2 separate regions of the Homo sapiens genome follow, and region 1 is linked to region 2. Evidence: chromatin loops called from intact Hi-C (ENCODE). Cell type or tissue: IMR-90. All regions are shown on one strand. Region 1 overlaps RAB3GAP1 (RAB3 GTPase activating protein catalytic subunit 1). Region 2 overlaps R3HDM1 (R3H domain containing 1).

Evidence for each region. A loop is a pair of places that touch in the nucleus more often than their neighbours do. Peaks named below come from ENCODE experiments on the same cell type or tissue, not always from the same donor. Only the 100,000 strongest peaks of a DNase experiment are listed, where the experiment ranks them.
Region 1: a loop joins it to region 2, with 2.6 times the contacts of the local background. A loop is called at or near these places in 4 of 110 quality-filtered maps.

What each region holds. Positions count from the first base shown.
Region 1 is chr2:135,163,589-135,166,088 of GRCh38, reverse strand. It overlaps RAB3GAP1 (RAB3 GTPase activating protein catalytic subunit 1), which reads right to left. Exons shown (of 24, transcript NM_012233.3): 23 at 1,393-1,495. Among named protein-coding and RNA genes, the nearest start is that of SNORA40B, 28 kb to the right of the region's middle. In IMR-90, no CTCF peak of the experiment used is centred here; a DNase peak (open chromatin) is centred at 1,458.
Region 2 is chr2:135,708,969-135,711,468 of GRCh38, reverse strand. R3HDM1 (R3H domain containing 1) reads right to left here. Exons shown (of 27, transcript NM_001378107.1): 22 at 1,933-2,036; 23 at 1,238-1,410. Among named protein-coding and RNA genes, the nearest start is that of UBXN4, 32 kb to the left of the region's middle. In IMR-90, a CTCF peak has its summit at 1,391 (motif pointing right); no DNase peak of the experiment used is centred here.

The sequences.
Region 1 (2,500 bases), 550 kb after region 2:
GTGATTCTCCTGCCTCAGCCTCCCAAGTAGCTGAGATTACAGGTGCTCACCACCACGCCCAGCTAATTTTTGTATTTTTAGTAGAGAAAGGGTTTCACCACATTGGCCAGGCTGGTCTTGAACTCCTGACCTCAGGTGATCCACCCACCTCAGCCTCCCAAAGTTACAGGCGTGAGCCACCGCACCCAGCCAACATGTCACTTATTAAAAATGATCAAAGAGGAAAGAATTTTTGCAATATGAGGAACATTCATATTGGTAGCTAACAAGGAAATGCGCTTGTAAGCTTCTGGGTAGTGAACTGGATAGATATTATCAGATGTGGAACCAAACTCGGTTCTTGTTTTCATGCCAGAGAGAAAAACAAAATAAATCAAAGCAAGCATCTATTGTTTGCTAGAAGTCTAATTTATAAGGAAATAAATATTTGGTTATTAATTTGAAATTCTGAGGTTTAGGGAGCTGCCCCATAAACAAACTCAGATTTTAGCTCTTGCTAAGAATTCCTATCAGTGTATTTGGCTATGAATTTGAATATATTAACTAGTTGTACTCCAGACCAACTCTACAGGGATTATCCAGTTGTTATTCCACGTGTAGACACATAGAAATTCTTTTTCTTATTTGTTTCTGAAAATTACACTCTCAAAACTGGGTCATTCTAGTGTAATCACAGTGCCATATAAGGGGAAGCGTGTAATTAGTGCACATAACGCCTTTATCAGAATCCCTAATATTAATGAGCCCTGAACTGAGAATTATCTGTAGGATGCCAGAGCCCTTAGCCAGTAACCAAGATACAATATAATTTTAAAATCTTTACTTTCACTACTAGAGGTAATGGTTATGATAATTTTTCAAACTGGGCTTTCTTTCTGTGCTGAAATCTGTTTCCACAGCCCTAAAAATCTGAAGTTTTCCTCTTCTTTTCTAGGAAACCTCAAAGGTAGATCTCCTCACCATTACAAGAACAATTATATTTATAATTCAAGCTGAGTTGTGACTCCACTTTGCCCTACATGGGGTTTAAAGATGGTAAAACTGAACTCCATTCTCATTTGAAAGTACCTGTGAGTAAACATTTTTTCCCACAGCACAGCACTGGCCATTGCTAACTGACTCCCTGCCAGCTTCTATAACAATGGATTTTGGACTCTTCTAATTTTTAAAATTTAGGTCCTAGAATATACTTATCATTTTAATTCAACATGTAAGAAATCAAATGGATTTCGAAGACTCAGAAGTCATTGTTTCTTCAGTGTTCAAACCCAATGCCCAGACTTACACTCAGGTGACATGAGTGTGATCAGCCACGTGTGGGAACTAAAACAGCCTCTTCCCAAGTAGAGGTTTGGAGAGATTATGATGGAGTCAATAATGACTCTCACATACCCTCTGGGCATTCACAAACAGCTTGTGAATGATCCTGCCAGCATGTCCTCTTCCTGCACCGGTGACTAACACTTCAGGCTGCTCCAGCAGGCAACTCACAAACCTAGGAGACAGAGACAGGCAATGAAAGGGTGGAAAGTGAGCTGTCCAGGCCACTGGGCGTCCATCCTCCCACAGGAGTTTTGTGGACAAATCCTCAAGCTGATACTGGCTAAACCCAACAAGGTTGGAGTGAAATTTTACAGCAAGATAAGATTGACATTTGGAATTATTATCGACTTAACTGACAATCTTCCTGCTTTTTCACCTGTGCTCATAAAAAATGTTTAAAGCCTATCTCTGTCAAAGTGTAAGAAAAAATATTCAGTCTATTTTTTTCAGACTAGAAGCTTAGAAAATGCTACAGTTAATAAAAGATGAAAAAAAAATTGTATAATATAAACCAAGTTATATTTATCCAATAAAAGCAATGATCCATATTTGTTTTTGTTTTTTTTAAGGGGTATGTGTCTGTGTGTGCACGCACACGTGCACATATGCTTAAAATACTTGTGTTGGGCAAAGTCGCAATTGTAAACTGTGCCATTAGATGCTGGAAACACTGAACTTCCAAGTATGTCACAGATAACGTATGGTGGAACTAACAGAGTTGAAGGCACAAAGCCACCAAACCTGCACCACCTGCTCACTAATTCATACTCTACTATTTTAGAAACGAGTCCCTTGATTAGAGCTTATTCTTCTCATTTAAAAGGAAGACATTTTCAAGAGCAAAGCAGTGTGGGAGAAAACTTCACCTAACAAAAGACATAAAATTCAAACACAAACTTGTTAAAAGACAGCAAATGCCTTGCCATACAATATTAATTATTTAGCATCAATAATGCCATTTATTATGGAAAGGCTAATGAAAATTTTTAAATGATGACAAATTTAAGCCACTGAACAAGCTAATTTGTGAACACTTTATCACACATTAAAACAATATTGTCCTTCCAAATAACATGGGCAAAAAATGAACAGGGCCTCACACTGATCTAAGCTCCATTGGTAATGGTGCCGAGTCTCATAAAGAGAATGCCCCAATCATTTGCTTCATCTGAGAAAA
Region 2 (2,500 bases):
GCTGGTCTCGAACTCCTGCGTTCCAGGTCTGCCTTAGCTTCCCAAAGTGCTGGGATTACAGGCATGAGCCACTGCGCCTGGCCTTAAAAAATGTCTTTTGATCATTCAATATCCAAATAAGATCCATACATTATATCTGATATTATACCTCTTGAGTCTCTTTTAATGTATAACAGACCAAGCTCCTATTTCAAAATGCCATCTATTCAAGTAACAGGGCCAATTTGTCAAGTAAAATGTCCCACTGGTATCAGGTATCAGGTAATTTGTTTTTGTTTCTTCTTATATTTCCCATAAACTAGTAGCTAGGGTTAGAGGCTTGAATAGATTCAAATTTCGGTAAGAGTATATCATAAGTAATGCTGTGTACTTCCTTCTATACCACATGAAGAGGTAAATAATGTTTGGCTGGCCCACTTTTAGTGATGTTACAACTGATCAGTGGATTCAGGGCTGTCTCTCTAATTCATCCATTTAAAATACCTCTCAAAATTTTTTTTTAAAGTGAGCAGTTTCTCAACCAAAACTTTTTAATCTAATATTTTTAGGATCTGCTGATGATTTTCTGGCAATTTTCTAATTCTACCATTGCTTCTGCATTTATTAACTGGATTATTCTACAGAGAACATTCCCTTATCAACTATTTGGTTACATTAATATATAGTCATATGGGAAAGGTAGGATAAATGCTTATTTTTCTTCACCAAATTTTAGATCTAGTTTATCTTTTTAAGTTAGAAAACACTTTTTTGAATACGCAGAAGTTAGCAAATAATATTTAAACACTGATTCTTTTTTTCCTCCGTCTTTTTTTTTTGAGACAGAGTTACACTCTTGTTGCCCAGGCTGGAGTGCAATGGCACGATCTTGGCTCACTACAACCTCCACTCACCTGGGTTCAGGCGATTCTCCTGCCTCAGCCTCCTGAGTAGCTGGGATGCATGCTACCACCATACCCGGCTGATTTTGTATTTTTGCATGTGCCACTACACCCAGCTGATTTTGTATTTTTAGTAGAGATGGGATTTCACCATGTTGGTCAGGCTGGTCTGAAACTGGGTGATCCCCGTGCCTCAGCCTCCCAAAAAGTGCTGGGATTACAGGGGAGAGCCACCGCGCCTGGCCCAAATTCTTTTATTAATCTGGCTGACGGGATTTCAAATTCAAGCCTTATAAGTCAATCTTAGGTAACAAAAATGTAACGTTTCAAAATGATAATGAACAAAACCATCTTACCTGGACAATATTGTCTACACTGCTAAATTCTACACACTTCTGTCCTCTCTGGTGATCACAGTAATATTTGTTTTGTTTCCACTGCGGGGGTGAGTGGGCACAAGATTGTGGATTGTTTGGTACACTGAGCTGCATCATCACCATCCCCCCACCAGGTGGCGGTGGTGGTCCAGCTGAAAATCAGAATTTAGGATGCTATAGTCAGAATATTTTAGCAACTAGTTGGTGTTTCTGAACACTAGGATAACAGTAGTAATTTTACATTTCTGAATAAAATTTTACTATTAACTAAGAAAACCAGGTTGAAGCCCTAGTGCATCACACTACAAGTATTGTGTGTTTAAACAGGCATTAAGATGGACTCTGTAGGCCTAAACATCTCACTTATCATAAAGGTAATTTGGAGTAAACAGGAACAGCTGGAAGAGTAATGACAGAAGGCATAGGAAATAACCCTAGAGAGTATCAATACTTCTGAGAAAGGAGAATCAGGATAGTACTGTGATAGCAGCAGTAGAAGGAAAGGAAGAAGTGGACTGCACATGTTAACTATGATTCAGTACAGCACCCTCAATATTGTGGGTGTATTTCAGCACATCACAAATTGAGAAGCTTTTTGTAGAAATGCCTAAGGAAAGTAATCGAACTATTTCTCATATGAACCAATCATCTTATTTTCACTGATTTCTTTATACCTGTACATTGGTGGCCTTGAAGCTGCTGGGAACTGCATGGTGAAGTGGTTCGAGGAAATTGTACTTGTTCTGATCCTGGATGTTGCAGGTAACCTACTGAAGAGCTATGGAAAAAACAAAAAAACAGCATAATGAGAGGAGGATGACTATAAACATTCTTGAATGGGCTGGGCGCGGTGCTCACGCCTGTAATCCCAGCACTTTGGGAGGCCAAGGCGGGCGGATCACGAGGTCAGGAGATCGAGAACATCCTGGCTAATACGGTGAAACCCCATGTCTACTAAAAATACAAGAAATTAGCCGGGCGTGGTGGCAGGTGCCTGTAGTCCCAGCTATTCAGGAGGCTGAGGCAGGAGAATGGTGTAAACCCAGGAGGCAGAGCTTGCAGTGAGCCGAGATTGCGCCACTGCACTCCAGCCTGTGCGACAGAGCGAGACTAATTACTAAGAATAGAGGAAACAACAGAACATGTTCTGACATAGTTAACAAAATATTGACAAAAATTAAAGGCTATTAGTGTGAAACCATTAAGTTACTGCTGTATTTTTGAACAGTTAGTTTTTTTTTT